Linked DNA regions of Homo sapiens: region 1 is linked to region 2. A link is an interaction called in ENCODE POLR2A ChIA-PET data of the cell type or tissue named here. Cell type or tissue: CD4-positive, alpha-beta T cell. All regions are shown on one strand. Each heading gives the region's core, and the rest is flanking DNA. Links, peaks and the distances in the headings are about the cores only.

The links. ChIA-PET counts read pairs that join two places held together with the same protein. Peaks named below come from ENCODE experiments on the same cell type or tissue, not always from the same donor. Only the 100,000 strongest peaks of a DNase experiment are listed, where the experiment ranks them.
Region 1: POLR2A ChIA-PET joins it to region 2 with 11 read pairs; 3 of 35 experiments call an interaction of 5 or more read pairs at or near these places.

What each region holds. Positions count from the first base shown.
Region 1 is chr19:13,688,201-13,698,146 of GRCh38, reverse strand. It overlaps LOC105372284 (a long non-coding RNA gene), which reads left to right. Exons shown (of 7, transcript XR_001754028.1): 5 at 9,890-9,946. Among named protein-coding and RNA genes, the nearest start is that of YJU2B, 55 kb to the left of the region's middle. In CD4-positive, alpha-beta T cell, for the core only: no CTCF peak of the experiment used is centred there; no DNase peak of the experiment used is centred there; H3K27me3 peaks cover 1,371 bases.
Region 2 is chr19:13,783,655-13,793,600 of GRCh38, reverse strand. No RefSeq gene overlaps it. Among named protein-coding and RNA genes, the nearest start is that of ZSWIM4, 6.8 kb to the left of the region's middle. RefSeq lists enhancers at 5,427-5,716, 6,781-7,742. In CD4-positive, alpha-beta T cell, for the core only: a CTCF peak has its summit at 8,478 (motif pointing left); DNase peaks (open chromatin) are centred at 3,090, 4,310, 5,730 and 8,460; H3K4me3 peaks cover 1,294 bases; H3K27ac peaks cover 2,179 bases.

The DNA of each region.
Region 1 (9,946 bases), core at 700-8,699, 95 kb after region 2:
CAAAAACAGGCTTGGAGGAAGGGCATAAATTCTGGGAGCTCTGGGGGTCTAGTGAATACCATGAAGGTTATAAATTGTTGTAGCTGATACTAATGTTGAATTGCCCTAACCCTGGGAAGATACTACCAGCTACCAGTATTTGTATCTTCTTGCCCAAGGGATTTTTTTTTTTTTTTGAGACAGGGTCTTGCTCTGTCATCCAGGCTCCGTACAGTGGTGTGATCATAGCTCATCGCAGCCTCGACCTCCTGGGCTCAAGCGATCCTCCCACCTCAGCCTCTCAAAGTGCTGGGATTATAGGTATGAGCCACTCTACTCGGCCCCCAACAGCTTGCTTGCTTTCTTTTCTTCTTTTTTTTGGGACAGGGTCTTGCTCTGTCACCCAGGCCGAAGTGCAGTGGCACAGTCATAGCTCACTGCAACCTTGAGCTCCTAGGCTTAAGCTATCCATCCGCCTCAGCCTCCTGAGTAGCTGAGACTGCAGGTGTGTGCTACCACGCCTGGCTATTTTTTTTTTTTTTTGAGATGGAGTCTTGCTCTGTTGCCCAGGCTGAAGTGCAATGGCATGATCTCAGCTCACTGCAATCTCTGCCTCCTGGGCTCAAGCGATTCTTCTGCCTCAGCCTCCCAAGTAGCTGGGATTATAGGCGCACGCCACTACGCCCAGCTAATTTTTGTATGTTTAGTAGAAATGGCGTTTCACCATGGTGGTCAGGCTGGTCTTGAACTCCTGACCTCAGGTGATCTGCCTACCTCGGCCTCCCAAAGTGCTAGGATTATAGGCATGAGCCACCACGCCTGGGCTATGCCTGGCTAATTTTTTTTTCATTTTTAGTAGAGATGGGGTCTTGCTATGTTGCCCAGACTAGTCTCAAACTGCTGGGCTCAAGCGATCCTCCTGCCTCAGTCTCTCAAAGTGCTGGGATTACAGGTGTGAGTCACTGTGCTTGGCCCCTGAGGGCTTTCTTTAAAGCTGCCAAAGACTGAATAGCAGAGTGGAAGTATCTGAGAATTAACAGCCACATTCTTCATTCCCTAATAAGCCCCCCTAATCAGTGACCAATGGGAGCTGGTGGATAAATACCCCAGCTCCCTCTCCCCTCAAGTGGGATGACTCTAAGGTGTGTGTTCCACTCAGTCCCCAGCATTTTCCAGCATGACTGAACCCCTGTTGCCCACAGAGGTAACTTGCTCATCATGCACCTTTATGGACTGCCCTCTCTTCTCTGTGTCACACCCCTATTCCCCTACTGGTATCTCCTGGCGTCTCCCTTAAACAAACTACTTGCCCATTGAGTCCTTGGGTCATTGTCTACTTCTGGGAGAACCTAAGTGAAGACAATTGCATTCCATGGTAGAAGTCTGCAGACCCATGAATTTAGGTGTCAATGTTAGCACCTAGAGGTTCCTTGGAATTCTCCCCGTCACTTGGGGACAGTATTCCTCCAAGATAGGAGCCAGGTAGGGTGGAGGTCTCTAGGCCTGAAAGCCAGCTCTGTTCAGTTTCCTTCCTTGATATTGTGGGAGAAAAGCCTTTAGCAGAGTTCAGCACATCCCTTCTCCTGGTCACTTGTGTGTTATGCCAAACTTCCATGCGCATTCACGCTGGATAAAAAGTTCATAGGAGGTTCATCCTTGGCATGTCTGTATTAGATAAACCTTCCTCCTTGGATCCCAGCTAGAGAGTTCAGAGCCAAGGTCTCATGGCAAACAGCTCTGACTACATGCCATCTCTGCCACTGTTCTACAAACATTCTCAAATGACACTGGGACACTCACCTAGGAGCCAAAGCAATGAGCTTTGGGTTGACCAAGTGTGTGTCACAGGCTTGCCCTGGGAGGCTAGTGTTGGGAACAGTCCTTGTGTTAAGACAACTTTCAGCTGGACAATTCCCCCCAAAAAGGGAAGTCTGAATGCTAATGGGAAGGTGTGGTATAGCCAGAAATATAGCCAATGTCATCTACCCAAGGGGAAGGAGGGCTTGTCACTTTCATGATTTCTTTTTTGTATTTACATTGCAGCCTATGACAGGCCCAAGAGCTGAGGACCCACCTAAGATGTTCCCAGATTCCTGACCCTCAGAAACTATTAGATAATAGATACGTGTTATTTAATGTCACTGAAGTTTTGAGGTAATTTGTTATGCAGCAATAGCTAACTAATACAGTGCTCATTATCACACCTTTTATTGGCTTCCTTTTCCTGTCTGCCTTTCTTTTTTCTTTTTTTTTTTTTTTTTTTTTTGAGACAGAGTCTCGCTCTGTCTCCCAGGCTGGAGTGCAGTGGCACAATCTCAGTTCACTGCAACCTCTGCCTCAGCCTCCTGAGTAGATGGGATTACAGGCATGCACCACCACGCCCAGCTAGTTATTTGTATTTTTAGTAGAGACGGGACTTCACCATGTTGACCAGACTGGTCTCAAACTCCTTGACCTCAAGTGATCTGCCTGCCTTGGCCTCCCAAAGTGCTGGGATTACAGGCGCCGGCCAGCATCAGCTTCCTGATCCCTGAATTGCAGTCCTGGAGTTGTGGTTTTGAACTTAACCTTTTGGGCAATGGCCCCTCAATTTCCTCCTGTATTAATGAATTAAGGCAACCACTGCTGCTGTAACGCCTAAATCCCTTAACTCCAGTGTGTTTTAAGACAATAGAAGTTATTTACCAGAAATTGACAAAAAAGAGACAATAGAAGGAAGATTTTGCTCATGTGAAGTTGTGGTGGGGTGGAAGCATCTTAGACTGCAGGACATTTCTGAGAGACTTTGGCCAGGCCATTGAGCCAAAGTTGCTTGTCCCAGAAGATTTCTGAGTCTCTCAGGACCTGGCTTGCCACAGTGTCCCTGCTCTGCTCAGGCCCGGGTGAGGAGCAGCCCTTGGGAAACATGGCCTCAGTTCCTATGACGTGCTGGACTTCAGAGCCCAGCAGCTGGGGTGCTTGTTCAATCACACTTCTTGCAGATCCCAGAGGTGCATTTTCATGATCATCGGCCCATGATTTCAGAAATCCAAGGTCTTTCCATCTTGAGGCTCCACCATAGCCAAAGCCTTGGAATTTTGCTTTCAGTGGATGGAGACACAGAATTAGAGCGTATGGAGCATCTATGGGAGGGTTTTTATTTTTATTTTTATTTTTATTTTTGTTTTGAGACAGAGTTTCACTCTTGTCGCCCAGGCTGGAGTGCAATGGTGCGATCTCGGTTCACTGCAACCTCCGCCCTCCCAGGTTCAAGCAATTCTCCTGACTCAGCCTCCTGAGTAGCTGGGACTATAGGCACGCACCACCACACCTGGCTAATTTTTGTATTTTTAGTAGAAACTGGGTTTCACCATGTTGGCCAGGCTGGTCTTAAACTCCTGACCTCAGGTGATCCACCCACCTCAGCCTCCCAAAATGCTGGGATTACAGGCCTGAGCCACCGTGCCCAGCCTAAAACATTTTTAAACAGGCTTTTTTAGGCCAGGCACGGTGGCTTAAGCCTGTAATCCCAGCACTTTGGGAGGCCGAGGCGGGTGGATGACCTGAGGTCAGGAGTTTGAGACCAGCCTGGCCAACATGGTGAAACCCCATCTCTACTAAAAATACAAAAAATTACCGGGCGTGGTGGCAGGCACCTGTAATCCCAGCTACTTAGGAGGCTGAGGCAGGAGAATCGCTTGAACCCGGGAGGCGGAGGTTGCAGTGAGCTGAGATCCCACCACTGCACTCCAGCCTGGGCAACAAGAGCGAAACTCTGTCTCAAAAAAAAAAAAAGGCTTTTTTTCTCTGTAAGTTAACTCTACCTGATCCATGGAGTCTTTTGGTTTCTATTTCTCTATTGTTGGGTCACAAAAGCCTAGTACTGCTCATGTAGCAAGATTTTCATCCCCAGCAACTCAAGGTCACACCTATTCCCTCACCCTCATCACTTTAGCAAACATTAGCTTCATTTCCGGCTCCCAAGACCTGCTCTGAGCACCTGCCTTTCTTTCCCTGGGGGCTTTCTCTTGCAGCCAGGGTCTGTTTTGTCTTCACTGTGACAGCCAGAAGTGCTGGGGAATCTAAGTCCCCCAGGTGCCGTCTTCCTGCTAATGACTGACAGAGGTCACGGATCCATCCTCCAGCTCCCTTGCCCCTCCAGTGGGATAACTGTCAGGTGGATTTCCACCTCCCATTTCCCAGGGGATTAAGCCCTTATTGCCCACAGCAGTAACTCACTAAGGATGTATCCTTTGCTAGCTGCCTTCTCTTCCCCTCTTTCTTGCTTATTCTCTACCGATGCTTCCTAGGGGCTATTTCCTAAATAGTCTACTTATCCTCAAATCCTTGTCGCAGGCTTGGCTCCTGGGGGAATTCAAATTAAGACATTCTCAAAGTAGGTAAGTAGATTGAGCTTCTTAAGTCTATGCAACTCGAACATGATTATTTGTGTGTGTGTGTGTGTGTGTGTGTGTGTGTAGAAAGTATAACTTAAGCCGGGTGCAGTGGCTCATGCCTGTAATCCCAGCACTTTTAGAGGCCAAGGCAGGGGGATTGCTTGAGGTCAGGAGTCCAAGACCAGCCTGGGCAACAAGCAAGACCCTATCTCTAAAAAATAAAAAATAAATGAGCCCAGTGAGGTAGTGTGTGCTTGTAGTCCCAGCTCCTCTGGAGGCTGAGGTGGGAGGATCACTTGAGCCCAGCAGTTTGAGGTTACGATGAGCTATGATTGTGCCACTGCACTGTAGCCTGAGCAACAGAGTGGGACCTTGTCTCTAAATAATAATAATAAAGACAGCAGGCTGGGCACGGTGGCTTAAGGCTGGGCATGGTGGCTCATGCCTGTATCCCAGCACTTTGGGAGGTTGAGGCGGATGGATCGTCTGAGGTCAGGAGTTGGAGACCAGCCTGGCCAACATGGTGGAACCCCATCTCTACTAAAAATACGAAAATTAGCCTGGCATGGTGGCAGCCGCCTGTAATCCCAGCTACTCAGGAGGCTGAGGCAGGAGAATCACTTGAAGCAGGGAGGCGGAGGTTTCAGTGAGGCGAGATTGTGCCACTGCACTCCAGCCTGGGCGACACAAGAGTGAAACTCCATCTTAAAAAAAAAAGGAAAGCACAAGTTCAAAAGGTAAAACCTTACGAAGAGTTGAAATTGCCCCAGTAAAATTTTGTCTTACTCAGGAGACTGAGGTATGAGGATTACTTGAGCCCAGGAGGTTGAGGCTGCAGTGAGCTATGTTTGCACCATTGCACTCCTGCGTAGGGGACGGAGTGAGAACCTGTCTCAAAAAAAAAAAAAAAAAAAAAGAAAAAAGACTTTGTTTTGCAGTCTCCTATAGCACATGGAATAGGACCCCAGTAGAGCTGTGTATTCTAGAAATGGTTGGGTTGGTTTGTGATTTGAAGTGGGGGAAAGAAAACCAAGGAGATGTTTTCACCAGCAACCTGGAATTGCTAACAATTCTTTTAATACTTTGAAATGGGTCGTGGAGGAGTTGGCAGCTCCCCACCTCCCTTCAGCATGCAACTGGATGGAACGGCAGACGTTTCTGAGCACAAAGAACATCCACACATCCATTATGCACCCGCTGACACCATCAAAGGAGAATCTCCATCTTTTGACCCCATTTTGGAAACTAGCAGGCTGTCAATATCTGTTAAAGGGCTGAACGGTTTCTTTGCCAAACACGACTTCAACTGGTAGAAAACTGTCGGTCTTCCAGCTCAGGAGCACCTGGGATGCTTGGCACCCCACCTGGCTTGGCTGCTTTGGGGGATCATGGAGTGCCACCTGCCCTCCTGAGTCACAGCCTCTCTGTGGGCACACGCCATTGTCAGAGATGCCAGCTCACTGACGGATGTCTCATTGCAGCTGCACCAACCACTGACTTGAGTCTTGAGTCACTGCCTGTTCAAGGGCCAAGAAATAGAAGCAGAAAATGGATTCTTTTCTATTTCACAGAAGTTGGCTGGCTTTCAAGGCGAGTGTGCTTTTAAGACAAATGCTTGATTGGGTTTTGGGCACAAGTTTCTCCGTTTTTTTGCTCACTCTCGGAGCAATTTGACAAGGACACCAACCAGGGCTTGGCAGTGCCCTGGGACCAACTGGATGAGGAGAAATCAAAGCCCTACAGTCACTATTAGGGATTCTTTGAAACATCTGGGATTTCTTTTGGCCAAATTACCAGGCTGTGAGAGGAGATTGGAGATAATTCCGTGGAAATTTTTAACTCTAGCAGAAGACATCTGCAGGCTGGCGTAGAGTGAGAGAAATCTGCAGATGTATGATTAAAGTTTGCTTCCCCCATTACAACAGAAATGTATAAGCTGTTTCTTGCTGATACAGCATCAGAGTAGCAGGCAGTGTGGGCAGCCACACCCGGACCTCACCCCACCTCAGTGCATCCATCCCCTGGTTTCTTAATGCTTACATGCTACCTGCTCACACCTGTGACCTTCAGAGGTTGTTCTTGGGCCCTGGAGCTGCCCTGCCCATATGGAGGGCCAGAGTGCCTTGGAGCCTACCTTGCTCAACCTTCCCTGGCAGCCAATCATCAATAGGTTTAGGGGTCAGTTATGGACTAAATGTTTGTGTGCCCTCCAAATCCCTGTGCCCCACAATGTGACTGTATTCAGAGATAAGACTTTTAGGAGGCAATTAAGTTAAATGAAGTATTCAGGGTGGGGCCCTGATCCAATAGGATTAGCATCCTTATAAAAAGAGGCAGCAGACCAAGGTGCGGTGGCTGGCATATGTAATCCCAGTGCTTTGGGAGGCTGAGGTGGAAGGATTGCTTGAGCCCAGGAGTTTGAGACCAGCCTAGGCAACATAGTGAGACCATCTCTACAAAAATACATGAAAAAATAATTAGCCAGGTGTGGTAGTGTACATCTGTAATCATAGCTACTGGAGACGCTGAGGTGGGAGAATTCTTTGAGCCCAGGAATTAAAGGCTGCAGTGAGCTATGATTCTACCACTGCACTCCAGCTTGGGCAATAGGGCAAGACCCTGTCTCTTAAAAAGAGAGAGAGAGGCCGGGTACAGTGGCTCATGACTGTAATCCCAGCACTTTGAGGGGCCGAGGAGGGTGGATCATTTGAGGTCGGGAGTTTGAGACCAGCCTGGCCAAGATGGTGAAACCCCATCTCCACTAAAAATACAAAAATTAGCCAGGCGCGGTGATGCATGCTTGTAATCCCAGCTACTTGGGAGGCGGAGGCAGGAGAATCACTTGAACTTGGGAGGCAGAGGTTGCAGTGAGCCGAGATTGCGCCATTGCACTCCAGCCTGGGCGACAGAGTGAGACTCTGTCTCAAAACAGACAAACAACAAACAAACAAACAAAAATAGAGAGAGAGAGACACCAGAGAGTTACTTCTGTTTCTGTCTCTCTCTTCATGCATGAGAGAAAGGCCATGTGGGGACACATGAGAAGGTAGTTGTCTATAGCCCAAGGGGAGAGCCCTCTGCAGACATTGACTTTGCTGGCACCTTGAACTTGAACTTCTCAGCCTCCAAAACTGTGAGAGGATAAATTTCTCTTAAGTCACTAAGTCTGTGGCATTTTGTTGTAGCAGCCCAAGCTGATGAATACAGGGTCCAAAGCCCTTCTCCTTTGTCTCTAGGTGGGACCAGCTTTGGGGTATAGTTTGCGCTCCAGGGGTCCCTGGCTGGAACAGTCTGGGTGTGAAACTTCACTTGGTATTGAATGTTTGTTTTGCTTCTTTGTTTTCCCTGTCCTGCTTTCCCCACCATCCCCTTATTGATTACCCTGGGAATACTTCTTTTTTCTTTTTTTTTGTTTTTTGAGACCACATCTCACTCTGTCGCTCAGGCTGGAGTGCAGTGGTGTGATCTTGGCTCACTGCAACCTCCGCCTTATGGGTTCAAGTGATTCTCCTGCCTCAGCCTCCCAAGTAGCTGGGATTACAGGCACCCACCACCACACCCGGCTAATTTTTGTATTTTTAGTAGATACGAGGTTTCGCCGTGTTGGCCAGGCTGGTCTTGAACTCCTGACCTCAGGTGATCCACCCGCCTTAGCCTCCCAAAGTGCTAGGATTACAGGTGTAAGCCACCGCGCCCAGCTAGGAACACTTCTTTTTTTTTTATTTTTTATTTTTATTATTATACTTTAAGTTCTAAGGTACATGTGCACAACGTGCAGGTTTGTTACATATGTATACATGTGCCATGTTGGTGTGCTGCACCCATTAACTCATCATTTACGTTAGGTATATCTCCTAATGCTATCCCTCCCCCCTCCCCCTACCCCATGACAGGTCTTGGTGTGTGATGTTCCCCTTCCTGTGTCCAAGTGTTCTCATTGTTCAATTCCCACCTATGAGTGAGAACAGGCGGTGTTTGGTTTTCTGTCCTTGCGATAGTTTGCTGAGAAGGGAACACTTCTTAATAAATTATTTGCACCCAGATCCTTGTCTCAGGGACTGCTTTTGGGAGAATCTGACCTAAGAAAATCAGTGATGGAGAACTTTGCCAAAGATAACCTCAGTACTGAGCTGAGGACAAAGGAACTGTCAGGACATGCATTCAACTTGCAGAGTTTTGGTAGTTCCTATTAATGGCTGTTCTGATTCTCCTTGGGTATTAGTTAGACTAAGGAATGCCAGCTGCTGCAATAGTTAAGTCCTGAAATCTAGTGGCTTAATAAAACAAAGGCTTATTTCTCACTCATACACAGTCTGAGATAGGTTGGCCAGCCCTCTTCTCCCATCTAGAACATATGGTTTCCAAGGTTATTGGGCAGGGGGAAGAGGGAGAGAGGAGGAATGCCAGTTTTTCACTGCCTCAGTCTGGAAATGGCATGCATCATTTATGCTCACAGCCCATTGGCCAAAACTAATCACATGATGCTAATCAAAGCGCAAGGGATACTGGGAAATGTAGGCAGCACATGGGATATTTGAGGAGCTGCAGTTGTTCTTACAGTGGAGTTGCACCTTCTACAGGGTGTAGGTTAAGAAGGCAGGGACAGAGGCAAAAATGGCACGTGGCCCAAACTGCCTTTGAAGGCAACATTGCTATAAGAGTTGTAGGCTGGGTGCGGTGGCTCAGGCCTGTAATTCTAACACTTTGGGAGGCTGAGGTGGGAGAATTGCATGAGCCCAGAAGTTCAGCCTAGGCAACATAGTGAGACCCTGTATGTACAAAAAATAAAAAAAAATTAGCTAGGCATAGTAGTGTCTGCCTGTAGTCCCAGCTGCTCAGGTGGCTGAGTTGGGAAGATTGCTTGAGCCTGGGAGGTTGAGGCTGCAGTGAGCTATGATGGCACCACTCCCCTCCAGCCTTGGTGACAGAGTGAGATCATTTCAAAAAAAACAAACAGGCGGGGCATGGTGGCTCACACCTGTAATCCCAGCACTTTGTGAGGCTGAGGTGGGTGCATCACCTGAGGTCAGGAGTTTGAGACCAGCCTGGCCAACATGGTGAAACCCTGTCTCTACTAAAAATATAAAAAAATTAGCCAGATGTGGTGGCATGTACCTGTAATCCCAGCTACTCAGGAGGCTGAGGCAGGAGAATCGCTTGAACCCAGGAGGCGGGGGTTGCAGTGAGCTGAGATAATGCCACTGCACTGCAGCCTGGGTAATAGAGCAAAACTCTGTCTCAAAAACAAACAAACAAACAGACAATAAGAATTGTAGACTCTTATATAGTCTTTTATTACAAAGAAATAATAACAGAAAAATGTCTTCGCTTTTTTTGAGTAAAAAGTAATAAATCAACATTTTTGAAATTTTGCTAATAAAAACACCTAACATTTGGGTGCGCTTTTGTGAATTTCAAGGAGAAGACATATTATTTGGCTTGGATAAGCCGAATCAGATCCCAAAAAGCACTAATCATAAAGTAAAATACTGATTAATTAGACTTTATTAAAATTAAGAACTTTTATTCATCAGAGATCCCGTGAAGAGAGTGAAAAGTCAAGCCACAAACTGGGAGAAGACATTTGCATT
Region 2 (9,946 bases), core at 873-8,872:
CATTTTTAGTAGAGACGGGGTTTCACCATATTGGCAGGCTGGTCTCAAACTCCTGACCTTATGATCTGCCTGCCTTGGCCTCCCAAAGTGCTGGGATTCCAGGCGTGAGCCACCACGCCCGGCCTAAAATATTTCATTAAGAATGTTTTCCATCCTGGCTAACACAGTGAAACCCCTTCTCTACTAAAAATACAAAAAATTAGCCGGGCATGGTGGCAGGCGCCTATAGTCCCAGCTACTAGGGAGGCTAGGGCAGGAGAATGGTGGGAACCCAGGAGGCAGAGGTTGCAGTGAGCCAAGATTGCGCCACTGCACTCCAGCCTGGGGGACAGAGTGAGACTCCAAAAAAAAAAAAAAAAGAATGTTTTGGCCAGGCGCGGTGGTTCACGCCTGGAATCCCAGCACTTTGGGATGGTGAGGTGGGAAGATCACTTGAGCCCAGGAGTTTGAGACCAGCATGGGCAACATGGCGAAAACCCATCTCTATTAAAAAATAAGAAAATCAGCTGGGCGTGGTGGCACAAGCCAGTAGTCCCAGCTACTCTGGAGGCTGTGACAGGAGGATCTCTCGAGCCCAAGAGGTTCAGGCTACAGTGAGATATGATTGTATCACTGTGCTCCAGCCGGAGTGACAGTGTGACCGTCTCAGGAAAACAAACAAACAAACAAAAAAACAGAAAACGAGGCCGGGCAAGGTGTCTCACACCTGTAATCCCAGCACTTTCGAAGACTGAGACAGGCGGATCACCTGAGGTCTGGAGTTCAAGACCAGCCTGGCCAACATGGTGAAACCCCGTCTCTACTAAAAATACAAAAATTAGGGCCGGGCACAGTGGCTCACGCCTGTAATCCCAGCACTTCGGGAGGCCGAGGCGGGCGGATCATGAGGTCAGGAGATGCAGACCATCCTGGTTAACACGGTGAAACCCCGTCTTTATTAAAAATACAAAAAAATTAGCCTGGCGTGGGGGCGGGCACCTGTAGTCCCAGCTACTCCGGAGGCTGAGGCAGGAGAATGGCGTGAACCCGGGAGGTGGAGCTTGCAGTGAGCTGAGATCGCGCCACTGCACTCCAGCCTGGGCAATAGAGCAAGACTCCGCCTCAAAAAACAAAACAAAACAAAACAAAACAAAAATCAGCTGGGCGTGGTGGCGGGCGCCTGTAATCCCAGCTGCTTGCGAGGCTGAGGCAGGAGAATCACTTGAACCCAGGAGGCGGAGTTTGCAGTGAGCCAAGATTGCACCACGGCACTCCAGCCTGGGCAACAAAGTGAGACTCTGTCTCAAAAAAAAAAAAAAAAAGACAGAACAAAAGAAAGCAAATGTTTAGTGTTGTTAACATGTTGAAATTATATTTTAGATAAACTTGGTTTAATAAAATACATTATTAAAATTGATTTCATATATTTTCTTTTACATGGTTTCAGGACATTTAAATTACGTATGTAGGCTGGGTACAGTGGCTCAGGGCTGTAATCCCAGCACTTTGGAAGGCCGAGGCGGGCAGATCATCTGAGGTCAGGAGTTTAAGACCAGCTTAGGCGGGGCGCGGTGGCTCACTCCTGTAATCCCAGCACTTTGGGAGGCCGAGGAGGGCGGATCGCAAGGTCAGGAGTTTGAGACCAGCCTGGCCAACATAGTGAAACCCCGTCTCTACTAAAAATACAAAAAATTAGCTGGGCCTGGTGGCGGGTGCCTGTAATCCCAGCTACTTGGGAGGCTGAGGCAGGAGAATGGCGTGAACCCGGGAGGTGGAGGTTGAAGTAAGCTGAGATCACAGTGTTGCACTCCAGCCTGGGCGACAGAACGAGACTCCGTCTCAAAAAAAGAAAAAAAAAAAAAAAGACCAGCTTGGCCAACATGGTGAAACCTGTCTCTACTAAAAATACAAAAAATTAGCCAGGCATGGTGGTGCGTGCCTGTAATCCCAGCTACGTGGGAGGCTGAGGGAGGAGAATCGCTTGAACCTGGGAGGCAGAGGTTGCAGTGAGCCAACATCGCACCACTGCACTCCAGCCTGGGTGAAAGAGTGAGACTCCATCTCAAAAAAAATATATATATATATATATAAAATAAATAAATAAAGTAAAATAAAATAAAATAACATATGTGGCAGGGCACAGTGGTTGGTCCCTGTAAACACAGCACTTTGGGAGGCTGAGCGGAGAGCAGCACTTGAGTCCAGGAGTTTGTGACTGGGCTAGGCAACACAGTGAGATGCTATCTCAAAAATAAATAAGTAAATAAATAAATAAATAAAAGTATATATGTGTCTCAAGTTGTATTTCTTTCTTTTTTTCCTTTTTTGTTTTTTGTTTTTTTTTTTTTTGAGCCGGAGTCTCGCTCTGTCACCAGGCTGGAGTGCAGTGGCGCGATCTCGGCTCACTGCAACCTCACTTGAACCTTGGGTTCAAGCAAGTCTCCTGCCTCAGCCTCCCAAGTAGCTGGGACTATAGGTGTGCGTCACCACACCCGGCCAATTTTTGCATTTTTAATAGAGATGGGGTTTTACCATGTTGGCCAGGCTGGTCTCGAACTCCTGACTTCAAGTGATCCACCTGCCTTGGCCTCCCAAAGTCCTGGGATTACAGGCGTGAGCCACCATCCCTGGTTAATTTTTTTTTTTTTTTGAGACGGAGTTTCGCTTTTGTTGCCCAGGCTGGAGTGCAATGGCGTGATCTCGGCTCACCGCAGCCTCCACCTCCCGGGTTCAAGCGATTCTCCTGCCTCGCCTCCCAAGTAGCTGGGATTACAGGCACCCGCCACCATGCCCTTCTAATTTTTGTATTTTTAGTAGAGACGGGGTTTCTCCATGTTGGTCAGGCTGGTCTGGAACTCCCGACCTCAGGTGATTTGCCTGCTTCTGCTTCCCAAAGTGTGAGGATTACAGGTGTGAGCCAGCATGCCTGGCCAATTTTTTTGAATTTTGATAGAGAGGAAGTCTTGTTGTGTTGCCCATGGTCTTGAATTCCTGAGTTCAAGCAATCCTTCCGCCTCGGCCTCCCAGATTGCTGGGATTACAGGCGTGAGCCACCACATCCGGCTTGAGTTGTATTTCTGTTAGACAGTGCCCGTCTTGAGAAACCACAGCCTGCCACAGTGATAGCAACAGAAATAGCAATAATAATAATGTGTTGAGTGCTCATGCAATGCCCGTAGCTATGGAGATAAACGCTGAAGTATAAGCCGTCAAACAGTGTTGCAAAGTGGGGACTGTCACTTCCATTTCTTAGAGGAGGAAACTGAGGCTTGGAGAGGCTGAGCCACTTGCTTGAGGTCACCCAGCAGTAGGAGCTGGACTAGTGGAAGTCAACTGGGGGCTGCTTTGGAGCCCTAGACTTACTGGGGTATCTCCTTGCATAGGATTTAGACTTATGGGGAGTGAGTAACTGGGGTCAGAGGAGACACAGGGAGGAGTTCAAGCAAAGGATGGCCGGGTGCAGTGGCTCACACCTGTAATCCCAGCACTTGGGGAAGCTGAAGTGGGAGGATTGCTTGAGTCCAGGAGTTCAAGACCAGGCTGGGCAATATAGCGAGACCCCCCTCCCCCATTTCTAAAAATTTATTTGATGTTTATTTATTTATTTATTTTTTAATTTTTGAGATGGAGTCTTGCTGTGTAGCCCAGGCTGGAGTGCAGTGGTGCGATCTTGGCTCACTGTAACCTCTGCCTCCCGGGTTTAAGTGATTCTCCTGCCTCAGCCTCCCGAGTAGCTGGGTTTACAGGCATGTGCCACCACACCGGGCTAATTTTTTTGTATTTTTAATAGAGACGGTGTTTCACCGTGTTAGCCAGGCTGGTCTCGAACTCCTGACGTTGTGATCCACCCACCTCGGCCTCCCAAAGTGCTGGGATTACAGGCGTGAGCCACTGCACCTGGCCTATTTATTTATTAGTTTATTTATTTATTTTGAAATGGAGTCTTGCTCTGTTGCCCAGGCTGGAGTGCGGTGGCGAGTCTCAGGTCACTGCAAGCTCCACATCCTAGGGTCAAGCAATTCTCCTGTTTCAGCCTCCCGAGTAACTGGGACTATAGACGAGCGCCACTATACCCAGAAAATTTTTGTATTTTTACTAGAGACGGGGTTTCACCATGTTGGCCAGGCTGGTCTCAAACTCCTGACCTCAGGTTATCTGCCTGCCTCGGCCTCCCAAAGTGCTGGGATTACAGGTGTGAGCCACTGTGCCTGGCCTAAATTTTTTTTTTTTTTAATTAACCGGGTGTGGTGGTGCGCATCTGTAGTCCCAGCTACTCAGGAAGCTGTGGTGGGAGGATTGCTTGAGCCTAGAAGGTTGAGGCTGCAGTGAGCCATGATTGCGCCACTGCACTCCAGTCTGGGCGACAGAGCCAGACCTCGTCTCAAGAAAAAACAAACCAAGACAGAACAAAAATGAAAAGCATGTCTTTCTGGTGCTCCCCTTGCAAACAGGACCTCAGGGCTGGCTTTTCCCAGCAGCCCTCTTCAGCATCTGATACGTGGCTATGTCGGCTAAGTCTAGCTTTGAAAGGGCTCCAATGTACGTCCTGTAATGCTGAATCAGAGAAGTCACTCTAGGCCAGTGGGTAGACTTTAGGAGGAACACAGAATGGGGTATCAGAGGGTGAGAATGTCTTATTTAATTCTCTAACAATAGATACTAACATATATATATAGAGAGAGAGACAGACAGAGAGAGAGTCTTGCTCTGTTGCTCAGGCTGGAGTGCAGTGGAGCGATCTCAGCTCACTACAGCCTCCGCCTCCCGGGTTCAAGCTATTCTCCTGCCTCAGCCTCCTGAGTAGCTGGGATCACAGGGCAAACCCGGCTAATTTTTGTATTTTTAGTAGAGATGGGGTTTCACCATGTTGGCCAGGCTGGTCTCGAACTCCTGACATCAGGTCATCCACGCTCCTCCGCCTCCCAAAGTGCTGGGATTACAGGTGGGAGCCACTACGCCCTGCCTTCAAACAGCTAACCCTGTTTTGAGACAGGGTCTTGCTCTGTTGCGTGGGTTGAAGTGCAATGGCGTGATCACGACTTGCTGCAGCTTCAACCTCCCGGGCTCAAGTGGTCCACCTGCCTCAGCCTCGTGAGTAGCTGAGACTGCAGGCGTGTAGCACTATGCCTGGCTAATTTTTTAAAACAATTTTTTTAAAAGAGATGGGGTCTCACTATGTTGGCCAGGCTGATCTTGAGCTCCTGGGCTCAAGCGATCGATCCTTCCACCTTGGCTTCCCAAAGTGCTGGGATTACAGGTGTGAGGGGCTGTGCCCAGCCAGTCCCATCTACTTGAAAGGCAGAGGAGGTAGGATCGCTTATGCCTCGGAGTTCAAGACCAGCCTGGACAATATAGCAAGACTCTTGTCTCAAAAAAAAAAAAAAAAAAAAAAAAGAGGAAAAAAAGGAGTTTGATGGGGGTAGTTCCAACCACCTGCGTCCTTCCTTCTCAGTAAAGCCAGCAAGCTTGGGCTTTGGGGAAATGGAAGCCAGATTGATCCTGCCCGCGCCCAGCGTGAGCTCACTGTCTAGGCATGTACAGCTCCTGACCCCAAACCACGTGTGCTCTCAACCCGTGGAAGATGGGGCTACCCTGGGGGCTCAGATGAAGGTGGAGACAAGGACCCCCAGCTCGTGGATATCTCCACCCTAGCTTTCTGAGGGTCCCTCCCTTCTGCCAGCCCCCTGCAGCACCCCCAGCCACCGTTGACTCAGGCAGGAAACCAGCTGGGTAGGCTTCGCTTGCTTCCTGGTCGCGACGACGCAGCCCCTCCGGCATGCGCAGCTGGCAAGATTTCCTTCTTGCATTTCTTTTCTTTCTTTTTGAAACAGAAGTTCATGGGCAAAGTGTCAGGGCCCTGCCAGGAGAAGTGGTCGTGCCAGGTCGAGGCGGGGGAAGGTGGAGGCAGGAGAGAAAGGCTTAGGCAAGAATAACTGTGTTTTTTTGTTTTTTTTTTTTGTTGTTGTTTTTTTTTGAGACGGAGTTTCGCTCTTGTTGCCCAGGCCAGGCTGGAGTGCAATGGCGCGATGTTGGCTCACCGAAACCTCCACCTCCTGGGTTCAAGTGATTCTCCTGCCTCAGCCTCCTGAGTGGCTGGGATTACAGGCATGTGCCACCACGCCAGGCTTATTTTGTATTTTTAGTAGAGGCAGGGTTTCTCCATGTTGGTCAGGCAGGTCTCAAACTCCTAACCTCAGGTGATCCGCTCGCCTCAGCCTCCCAAAGTATTTTTTTTTTGAGACGGAGTCTCGCTTGCTCTGTTGCCCAGGCTGGAGTGCAGTGGCGGATCTTGACTCACTGCAACCTCTGCCTCCTGGGTTCAAGCAGGAGTTCAAGCAGCTTGAACCTCCTGGGTTCAAGCTGGATTCTCCTGCCTCAGCCTCCCTGTAATGGGATTACACGCCTGTAATCCCAGCACTGTAATCCCCGCCGCCAGCACTGTAATCCCCGCCGCCAGCCAAGGCGGGCGGATCACGAGGTCAGGAGATCGAGACCATCCTGGCTAACATGGTGAAACCCCGTCTCTACTAAAAAAGACAAAATTAGCTGGGCATGGTGGCGGGCGCCTGTGGTCCCAGCTACTCGGGAGGCTGAGGCAGAAGAATGGTGTGAACCCGGGAGGCGGAGCTTGCAGTGAGTCGAGATCGCGCCACTGCACTCCAGCCTGGGTGACAGAGCAAGACTCCGTCTCAAAAAAAAAAAAAAAGAAAGAAATTGGTATGTCCCTTATCCTTAGGCTCCTGAATTCACACTGAGAGGGAGTGGGGATCCCAATGTAACAGACAGAGAAACTGAGGCTCAGAAAGGCTTTAATTTTTTTTTTTTTTTGAGACAGAGTCTCACTCAGTCGCCCAGGCTGGGGTGGGGTGCAGTGACGTGATCTCGGCTCACTACAACCTTTGCCTCCCAGGTTCAAGCGATTCTCCTGCCTCAGCCCCCCGAGTAGCTGGGACTACAGGCGCCCGCCACCACGCCTGGCTAATTTTTGTATTTTTAGTAGAGATGGGGTTTCGCCATATTGGCCAGGCTGGTCTTGAATTCCTGACCTCAGGTGATCCACCTGCCTCGGCCTCCCAAAGTGCTGGGATTATAGGCGTGAGCCACAGCGCCCGGCCAATAACTGTCAGGAAAAGCCACATTTAATGACGCCTCTGTCCCTGGGAGAGGGGAGCTAGGGAGGGACAGAGAGGACGGGGGATGGCAGGACTTGGGTTCCCACTGCTCTGCCCCCAGCACACAAGCGCAGCTCCTAGTCACATTGGTATGTCCCGCCAGGCGCGGTGGCTCACGCCCGTAATCCCAGCACTTTGGGAGGCCGAGGCGGGCGGATCATGAGGTCAGGAGTTGAGACCGTCCTGGCTAACACGGTGAAACCCCGTCTCTACTAAAAAACACAAAAAATTAGCCGGGCATGGTGGCGGGTGCCTGCAGTCCCAGCCACTCCGGAGGCTGAGGCAGGAGAATGGTGTGAACCGGGAGGCGGAGCTTGCAGTGAGTCGAGATCGCACCACTGCACTCCAGTCTGGGCGACAGAGCGAGACTCCATCTCAAAAAAAAAAAAAAAAAAAAAAATTGGTATGTCCCTTATTCTTAGGCTCCTGAACTCACACTGAGGGGGAGTGGGGATCCCAATGTAACAGACAGAGAAACTGAGGCTCAGAAAGGTTTTAATTTTTTTTTTTTTTGAGACAGAGTCTCAGTTGCCCAGGCTGGGGTGGGGTGCAGTGACATGATCTCAGCTCACTACAACCTTCACCTCCCAGGTTCAAGTGATTCTCCTGTCTCAGCCTCCCGTTTTGTTTTGTTTTGTTTTGTTTTGTTTTTTGAGACAGAGTCTCACTCAGTCGCCCAGGCTGGGGTGGGGTGCAGTGACGTGATCTCGGCTCACTACAACCTCCGCCTCCCGGGTTCAAGCGATTCTCCTGCCTCAGCCTCCCGAGTAGCTGGGATTACAGGCGCGCACCACCACACCCGGCTAATTTTTGTACTTTTGGTAGAGACGAGGTTTCTTCATGTTGGCCAGGCTGGTGTTGAACTCCTGACCTCAAGTGATCTGCTGGCCTCAGCCTCCCAAAGTGCTGAGATTACAGGCATGAGCCACGGCCCCAGGCTGAGACTCAGAAAGGTGAAGGGACTTGACGGTCACACAGTCAAAAAGTGGCAGAACCTGGCAAAGAACTCAAGGTGTGGGTTCTTCCGGAGTCTGGGGCTCCTGGCTCCAGCACTAATCAGGGCTTGGGGGAGTGCAGGAGGGGAAAGTCACCCAGGAAAGTGAAGGGGAAAATGAGGCTGTTTGGGGAGCCCTGAGGGGAGAGGTGAAGGGGGAATGGGTGAGTGCACATTCCAGACCCCATACCTGCAGTGCCTGAAAGCCCTTCCTTGCCCCTGGGGTGCTCCTCGAAGGGGCTGGCGTCAGAGGCACAAAGGGAGCCAGAATGCAGGATTCCTGGGCTGGTCGAGACGCCACCAGCCTGCGGGTGGATTTAACCCCGGTTAGAGGCGCCTCCTGGTGTCCAACTCCGGTGCCAGATGGCACCCAGAGCCCACCCCGTCCTGGCCCAGAGCCCACCCCGTCCTGGCCCTTGCCTTTCTGATTCCAGATAGAAAGACCGGAAGCTAATTTTTTGAAGGTGGCAAAATCACCACTCCCTTAACATATAAAGATGAATGGGTGCTAAAATGTTTTTTTCTTCCTGTTCGCCAGGTCAGAAATTTTTTTTGTTTCTTTTTTGTGTTTTTTTGTCTCTTCTTTTTTTCTTTCTTTTTTTTTTTGAGACAGAGCTTGCTCTGTTGCCCAGGCTGGAGTGCAATGGCACGATCTTGGCTTACTGCAACTTTCGTTTCCCGGGTTCAAGCGATTCTTCTGCCTCAGCCTCATGAGTAGCTGGGACTATAGGTGCCTGCCACCACGCCCGGCTAATCTATTTATTTTTAGTAGAGACGGGGTTTCACCATGTTGGCCAGGTTGGTCTCGAACTCCTAACCTCAGGTGATCTGCCTGCCTTGGCCTCCCAAAGTGCTGGGATTACAGATGTGAGCCACCACACCTAGCCTTGTTTTTCTCTTAATTTCACTGATGTGGGAAACAGGCAGATGTTATGTTCAAGAGAGTCTGAAAAAGACACTTTTGTTTTTGAGATGGGGCCTTGCTGCATCGCCCAAGCTGGAGTGCAGTGGTGCGATTTGGGCTCATTGCAGCCCCAACCTCCCGTGCTCAAGTGACCCTCCCAGTTCAGTCTCTGGAGTAGCTGGGACTCCAGGCATGCCCCACCACACCCAGCTAATTTTTAAAAATGTTTTGCAGAGATAGGGTCTTGCTATGTTGCCCAGGCTGGTCTTGAACTCCTGGCCTCGAGCAATCTGCCCACCTCCGCCTCCCAAAGTGCTGGGATTAGGCTGGGCGCAGTGGCTCACACCTGTAATCCCACACTTTGGGAAGCCAAGGTAGGCGGATCACTTGAGGTCAGGAGTTCGAGACCAGTCTGGGCAACATGGTGAATCCCCATCTCTACTAAAAATACAAAAATTAGGCGGGTGTGGTGGCGCGCGCCTGTAGTCCTAGCTACTCGGGAGGCTGGGGCAGGAAAATCTCTTGAACCCAGGAGGCGGAGGTTGCCCTGAGCTGAGATCATGCCATTGCACTCCAGCCTGGGTGACAGAGGGAGACGATCTAAAAAACATCATCATCATTAACAAAAACCACACACAGACACACACAAAGTGCTGGGACTGCAGGTGTGAGCCAGGGTGCCTGACCTTGAAAAAGACACTTTAGAAATCAAGCTGTTGAAGCAAAGGTGTGAATGTAGGCAAATTCGGTTTTCCACAGGGGAATAAGCGTTGTCAACTGAACCTCTAGGCTGGACAGGATATGACATTTGCATGTCTGTAGATAAGAACTATTTTGTATTGCTATCAATTTTCACAACTTACAGAGTTGTAAAATAGTTCAAAGACAATGATATGA